2 separate regions of the Mus musculus genome follow, and region 2 is linked to region 1. The links are chromatin loops, found by intact Hi-C in ENCODE. Cell type or tissue: heart. All regions are shown on one strand. Region 1 has its middle 70 kb from the start of Emb. Region 2 overlaps Parp8 (poly (ADP-ribose) polymerase family, member 8).

Region 1 (4,000 bases):
TGCACATAGATAAACGGGGATAGATTAGAGGGACCTCCCCCTGTCCCCCAAGCACTGGGCAGGAGTTAAGCATTGTTAAACACTGCTAAGGAACGGGTAATGGTGTCTTTCTGACAAACCCATTTTTAATGTGTACAATTCTTTTAAACCAGCTAAGGTGTTGGCGACTGGGTGATTTGGCTTCCTCAATAACTGCTATTAGGCCCTTCTTACATGTTGCAGTTTCCATGAGCAAGATTAGGAGTCAGGCAGCACCTCACATTTCCCTTATGCCCTCGGATGCTTTGCTCACTCTATGGATGCGTTGAGGAAGGCCTATCACAGCCACAGTTGTTTGTTGTTAAATCTTGCCCTAGATGGGATTACCTTGGCCACAGCTGCTCTAAATAGCTTATTCCAGACTTTTGCCTTACCAGTTCTAACGAACACCCGAACAATGCTGCTGCCATTTTTTTTTGTGAGGCTAGAAATGCAACCTTTCTTTTGTTATTCCGGTGGAAGGCTTGCCAGGGAAGCAAACACCATGTTCCTTTTCATAGGGGATTGTGTCATGACTGGTGCAAACTTACTTCTTCATTTGCATGTCTCTTTGGTCCAAACATTCTCGCTATAACCATTTCCCCCCTATAAATGGCTGTTTAGCTTCCTTTGCAATTCAGCTGGACGACATGCTCCTGTCAGAAGCATAAACTGTACCCCCCCCCCCCCACGTTGCCTTTTCTTGCTGACTTTTGATCTTGACAGTAATAAACTGAGTACACTCAGGTGGGGTGACTTTGTGACGGGAAGCAGGATGGTGGACGCTGCCTTGGTGGTGTTGGGCACTGACAGTAATGAGGGGTGAGAGGGGAAGGGCGGAAAGGATGGAGCAAGACGCTAGAGACAGTAGGGAACCGTGACAGTTAAGAGAAGGCAAAAGAGATAAAAGCCAAAAATGAATAAAGACAGAAGGTGGTGAAGAACCAGGGGAGAGAAACTGCAGGCCCCACTCTCTGGAAGCATTGCAGAGAGTTGCCAAGATCTCAGACACACGCATTGAGGTCCGAGAGCAGTCACTGGCTGTTCAAGAGCGGTGACGTTTAATGATGGTGGCGCGAAGGTTTCAGAACCTGAGCCTATTTCTATTAAGAGTCGCCACCCTTTGCTGCCTCCTGCTACCCAGTGTCTGCTGTTGCCATTCGCTGCAAAGAGTTACAGTAGCTGGCAAGCACTGGGACCCTTAGCGATTAAGACTCAGAGCAATGCATTGGCAAACTGAGAGCCTCTAGGTCTGGAGCAAGCGGGCCTCTAGCTTCAGGGGTTGGAGCTGAAAGCCAGTGCAGCCTCAGCCTCAAGGCCGTGGTTGCTCGAAGGGAACCCGAGACTGTCAGCACTTGAAGAGCGTCTCATCTACTCCTGGTAAAGGCACCCAACCCACCCAGAATATTAATAACACGACCCTCATTGATCAGTCTGACCAACGAGGTTCTTTCCAGCTGCCCTAAGCGTATTTTCTTCGTCTTCTTTTCATGGAGTCAGTGATCTCTTGCGCCCTCTGGTGTTTGAGGATGTCAGTTCCTTTAGCAGGATCCTAAAGGGAGAGTGGACATTGGAGACACGTGGTACTCTTTCTCTTTCATTGGGGTGAGGGGAGAGCCTCAGTTCCCTACATTTTTCCCAACCTCAAAGGTTGGTGCTAGCGATATAGTGATCCCCGCTTCCTGTTCTTGGCTGCTTGCTGCTCTAGGCACCTGCATAATCACAGTTCCTTTCGGACCTGGTCAGAGGTGCCTCTGAACCTAGCTACTGAAGGACAAACTGACAAGCTGAGAGCCTAGTCACAGATTCACTCTCTGCCCCTAGGAGAAGTCAGTGACCAAGAAGCCTCTCTGGGACCTAAGCTATGCCGGTTTTAGGAAAAGGTAAGATAAAGTGTAGTTTCTCTTGGTAACAATTTCATGTGGCTCTTCTTGCTTTTCTGGCTTAGGTAACGTGCCACATCTTACCTGTATTCACAAATGACTGCAGTGCATGTGCGTTCTCCTTGGTTTCTGTTTCTCAAGAGGAATGAGGATGCTGACTTCTTCTACCTTGCTAATATCACTGTCCCCAGTTTTTCAACTTTATGAAAGAGCACAAAGGTGTGGCAGAAACGATACAAATTTACTTAACGTCGGCAATGCTACAATTAAGAAAACCAATATCGTGAGGGACGGGGGCTGCACACACTTTTAATCCCAACACGAGGCAGGATGATCTTTGTTTGAGGTTAGGCTAGTTGACAGAGCAAGTTCCAGGACAGCCAGGGCTACACAGAGAAACCTTGTCTTGCCAAACCAAAAACCAATCAACCAAACTGATGCCGCTGCCTCCGGTGCAGTCGCCGCCACCGCCACCACCGCCACCAGCAGCAATGCCACCACCACCTCCACCAACACACACACACACACACACACACACACACACACACACTCACACCAAAATAAAACAAAACCACCACCAACAAAAAACAAACAAACAAACAAATCCTCAGTCCCAAAGCTTTAATTCCTATCTTGGCTTTGAGAAGGTAGCATATTGCTATCTATGCCCTATGACATCATTCTGACTTTAACGATTGAGTGAAAATACAGTTTGAATTCACAATCTCCAAACTTGTTCATTAAAATCAGTTGTAGGAAGAAAATGACGGAAGTTTCCTCGTGTAATAAGAATAAGAATTAGCTAATGTTTTTGCTCTTAATCTAAAGTACATGAAATTTATCTATCAATCTAACTTTTCTGCTTTAATTGTATCAACTTGCTCAAAGGTCTGATTCCTTTTGTATCTCTGTCTCTACAGTTGCACACACAGACTAAATGGGCTCAAATTAATGTAATAGTATGTTTCAGAAAGGCGACCACTATCTACAGGAGTGAACTTAGGCTGGATGCCTTTCAGTCCAAATGATAGTTATTAACAGCCAGGAGCTGAATGGCCTTCATTTCGGCTGATTTTATAAGTGTGATCCCAAAGAAACGAACTCAAACTATACAGTGAGTTTTGCAAAATCTGGGGATTTGTGGCAAAACGTTGAATGGAGATCTTAAATCAGAACTTATACATTCATTTTCTTTCCATTTTTCTTTATACTACAGTGGAGTGTGGCGGGGTTTGGTAAGTTACCTATGGCAAACACTGAGTGATATCTAATGAATGAGAGCACCAGGCATCGGCTAGTGTTTTTTCTTATCAAAGCAAAGCCTTAGGTATCCTGGGGACTTACATCTGGGCATGGCAGTTAAGAGATTTAGAGAGATCATGATTTGAAGCTACGGTGTTTTCTGGGAATTAGATAATAACCTAGTTGAGAGACAGCACTTTCTCCCTCTGTTTCTTCCCTAGACTCTACCTTCAGCCCATGTTTTATAGTTTGAAAGACAAAATAGCCATTGCAAAAACATGGGGAGGAGAACTGTGAATTAAACTAGAGTCTTCTTCCCACTTCTCCTTTGATCAACCACACCCAGCATCTTTACAATAAAGGCATGCTGAAGTATTGAGACTGTTGTTTCCGTAAGACCCTAAGCATCACTCAAGGTTCAATCAACATAACTAAGATATATTCTTGTTGTGGTAAGCCTCCAGCAAAAATATGCCCTGGCAATGAAAACAGGACTCAGTTAATGTGAATACATGCTGTGCGCCTAGATTGGGCAGATCTACCGCTACACCACCATCTTCTCCATCTATGAGACCCCTTAGAACTTGCGGTTTCTCCAGGCCATGTGTTTCTGCTCTGCTTTTCTTCTTCCTTCTCCTCTGCATCCTCCCCCTCTTCCATTTTCTCCTTCTTCTCTCTCTCACCTTCTGCTCCACCGTATCTGCTTAATCATCAGCTCTCCTTATTTTATAAATTAAGGTGGGAAGCAGGTTTACAGGAAATCACCTGAGTGCTGACTAATTCCTTGTTTGCAGCCACTCACAGGAGAACGGAATTAACATCAAATATAATAATTAGCCCCAGGGCTATCCACAACA
Region 2 (4,000 bases), 350 kb before region 1:
TTTGCTCACCTGGACATGAGACGCTGAAAACACCAGCAGAAGCCACCTCGCTGCTGCCATGCAGCATGGGGCTTCTGCCTCCATGGTGCTGCCGAGGGAAATGGACCTATCCTTGGATCCCACCCCAGGCTCACCCCAAGTGCTTTAGGGACTATTCGGAGCACGGTTTGCTTGTTTGATCCCGTTCAAGACCGACAACATTCACCGTTTCGCTCATTATCATGTTTCATTTCCCAAGGAAGCATTTGCCAATGACAACAGGCCAGTGTTCTCCTATTCTTCCCCAGTCACTAGCTGTGATCGCTGTGTAACACCACAATTAGGAGATTCTAGTGCACTTTCCTACTTCATCAGTACTCTTACATCACCCCCGTCAATACGATATCACAACTGTGTTAAGCTACATAGAGACCCAAGGCCTCGTTCACCTCACCCTCCTCTTCAGACCCTAGATCTGGACCTGAGGGTAGAACTGCATCTCCTGTACAAAGTCAAACCTTCCTGTTCTACTCTTCAGCTCTGACTCCTCCAAACTTTAGAAAACGTTTTCACCCCTTTGGTTTTCCCTGGGCTGCCTCCAGGGTTCAGTCCACCCTCTGCCTGGCTCTAGATAACTGCTCATTACAGCACCCTCAGCTCTTTCGCTGTGAAGTTCCAACCTTGCCTCAAAAGCTCCAAATGGTAGATTGAGTTGTGCTTGGCAGTGTCCCCTAGACGCCTGACAGCTGTCACAGGGACAGTGACACTAAGGTTTGTGAGCACACATAGACACACAAGGCCCTCAACATCAGTTAGTAAAGGCTTGACCCAGTGAACCTTAGACCTTACATCTCACACATGCCTATAGTTTACTCTTTTCATTTATAAATCCTGACAAATTTCTAAAACCTCATCATTTGCCCTCTAGCTGTCAAATCATTTTATTTCATATTAATGTAAAGGGGGCTGCCATTTGGCTGCTCCCTTAGGCGTTTAAACTATTTCTCCCGCTAAAGACTGACATACAGACTTACAGTACCTGCACCCACACAGAAAGAGACGAACATCTCTCATTTCCATCAAGCCTAACCTACCAATATGCTACAAAGATCCCATAAACCCACAGTCCACTTGAGATTTTTTGTTTTATTAGTCTCACAATTCTATAATTTATAATATCAATGTTTTTATAGAAGTGGGGAAAAAAATCTAACTACACAGATATTAAGAAAAAAAACCTACTTAGAATAAACAAATGAGGGATGACGAGAGAGATAACTAAGCAGGTAAAGGCACAGGCCACCAGACAATACAAGCTTGACAAACTGAGTTTGATCCCCAGAACCAACATGGATGAGGGAGGAGAGAAGCTGTCATGAGAGCGAATTCCATACTCACACTGTGGTACACATACTTACATGTACACTAATGATGCAATTCTAAAGAGCCAACTCTCCCAAGTATTGTATTGTGCATGCATGATTTTGACCTTAGGCCAACTTAAAAGGCAGTAGGATAGAAGGCTTTGTTTTCAAGGCAAGGTCTTACATAGCCCAGGCCTTGAACTCCATGTATACCTAAGGATAGCCTTGAACTTGTGATCTTACTTCCAACTCTGTGTGCTGAGATGGCATACATGTGCCCACATTCAGTTTTATGTGGTGCCAAAGACTGGACTCAGGCTTGGGACATGCCATGCCAGGCAAGCATTCTGCCAGCTGAATTACATCCTTACCCTAAGAATATTTTCAAATCTGGAATCCCAGTACGTGGGAGGTAGAGGCAAGACCTGTGGTTCAAAGCATCCTCAGCAAGAGGAGAAAGTAGACGTTTGTAAAACAAGAAGTTATTTTCCGATGCTGTAAAAGAAACACGTTTGGTACCATGAGGCGTGTTTCCATAATAAATATATATGTACTACAGATATACACCTACAGAGATACTGCTTGAGAAGAACGGCTCCCCTCCCTTCTCTCCGGGGGACTCTGAATGAAAGAGCCTTCCCGCACATCTGAATTACTTCCGTCAGTACAACTACAGCATGTAGTGAGACAAGGCGCTAGGGCTGTTCCCACACTTCATTTACACTACAGACATGCTGGTGACAGGTATTGCTCCACGGCCGTGGTGGCTGCAGGGACATCACTGACTCCTCTTCTCCCCCCAGAAAAAGCAGGATCCTTGACTTCATCATAGGCAGTCTACATAGTAGATATTAATTGTGCTGGAAGTCTCCACACTCAGCTGGGGAGAGGCTTTAATCAGGATCCTAAATGAAGGGCTTTCCCCCTCCCATGTCCTGGTAATTTTCCTCTTTTCTAGTCTGCCTCACAGATTAACGTTTCAATTTGTATCATAACTGAGATATCTCTGTCTGTCTCTCCCTCCCCCCTCTCCCTGCCTGCGCACGCGCACACACGCACGTGCACACGGACACACCAGATTGTATAGATCTGAATCCTGAATTGACATTCTGCCACAGTGAGCTGTGCTGTGTGATCACCAGTAAGTAGTCTTCCACTTCAACTGTTATGAGAACGTATGAGACAATGCAATGTTTTAAAAGGAGACACACAGGACACACAGATTACACAGGAAGGATTATTGCTACTCTCACAAAGCAGTATTTGCCTAATGTATTTCTCACTCCTCATGCTCCTTTACGACTCAATCCCAGGCCAAGTTCCTCACAAACTTCCCTGACCACCAAGACAAAAGAGTAGATTCCTTCCTTTGGGTAACACTTCTTGACCTCGACACTGAATCTCCTCCAGACCTCAGGGGAAGAACAACTCTATTGATTCTCAAATACTCAGGGCCAAGACATGATGGCATACCACCCAACATGTAATTTTGAAGATGGAAGGATGCACAGATCATAGTTCTCAAAATTCCTGAATGTAATACCATAGCAATTCCCTACCTAAGGGAGTGTTTAAACTTTTATGAAAACGTTGCCTGCCACCGCACGTGGCACATACTCAAAATCACCACAAACACAGTGAGTGTGAGACTTCTCCATCAGTGCCTTCCTGAGCCTCTTGTGATGTGAAGAAGTAGACTGGGCTTTGGATGTCACCATCACGCAATCTCTGAGACTCACATTTTCAAGTCTACAAAATGATGGTAGCAGGCGCCTTGCAGCTCTCCCTAGGGTGTGAGCCAAAACCCAGTGGAACACTAGACAGGAGGACTTAATAAATAAATAAGTTTAAAAAAATGGAAGCACTAGTTATTTTCTGTAGTTTCTATAGCAATTCAACATTAATTAGCAAGTTATGTGTCAGGGGTGTACTACACATTAAAGCTTTTATGTAAACTGCTACCATTTTTAAAACGTAGTAAAAGGAGTATCATTTCTCCTAAACAGAAGCAGGCTGGTGGAAAACCGCCAGTGTCAGATGGAAAAAGGTTTGACTGGGAATTGTTTAAATATCACATATTCCATGCTAGGACTAAGTACGATAAGTTAAACCCACTAGTGACACTGCAGAACAAATGGCTCCTTGTCTCCTGAGCAAATGCATGCACAGACTTTCCTAAGCATCGAAATTATTGAAGAGACATTTTCAACTTAAGAAACACAACCTTGAGCTAATTAGATAAATGATCAGCCCCTGAAAAAGACTGGAGATGCTGACCAAACATTAAGGTAGCCAAGCATAGATGTGCCAGTTTTCAGAACATTTTGATAATCTTTAAACCTATTATACTTTGAAGAGATGCAGTAACGGGACCAACATAATAAAGAAATGCTTTTCCTGGTTGTGTTTAACGTGAGAGCCCAGTTGGCAGCTTCTATTCCTCACTTCTGGACCACAGGTCAACACTTAGGCTTTTAAGAGATCGTCCTCTGGGCGGGGCTGAATTTGAAAGCACCTAAGAGGGTGGATGCTACTATAATTAACCTCATTGCTTTGAGGAGTGGAGTCTCATTCTTTCCTTTATCACATCTGCAGTCACATACAAGAGTCAACAGAATATGTGAATGGAGATGAAAAAGAAGCAGATGCGAATTCAT

Evidence for each region. Peaks named below come from ENCODE experiments on the same cell type or tissue, not always from the same donor. Only the 100,000 strongest peaks of a DNase experiment are listed, where the experiment ranks them.
Region 2: it touches region 1 in a loop (2.5-fold over the local background); 1 of 42 quality-filtered maps calls a loop at or near these places.

The regions. Positions count from the first base shown.
Region 1 is chr13:117,288,295-117,292,294 of GRCm38, forward strand. No RefSeq gene overlaps it. Among named protein-coding and RNA genes, the nearest start is that of Emb, 70 kb to the left of the region's middle. In heart, a CTCF peak has its summit at 1,536 (motif pointing left); no DNase peak of the experiment used is centred here; H3K4me3 peaks cover 748 bases; H3K27ac peaks cover 726 bases.
Region 2 is chr13:116,942,981-116,946,980 of GRCm38, forward strand. All of the region lies in intron 3 of Parp8 (poly (ADP-ribose) polymerase family, member 8), which reads right to left. Among named protein-coding and RNA genes, the nearest start is that of Parp8, 81 kb to the right of the region's middle. In heart, no CTCF peak of the experiment used is centred here; no DNase peak of the experiment used is centred here.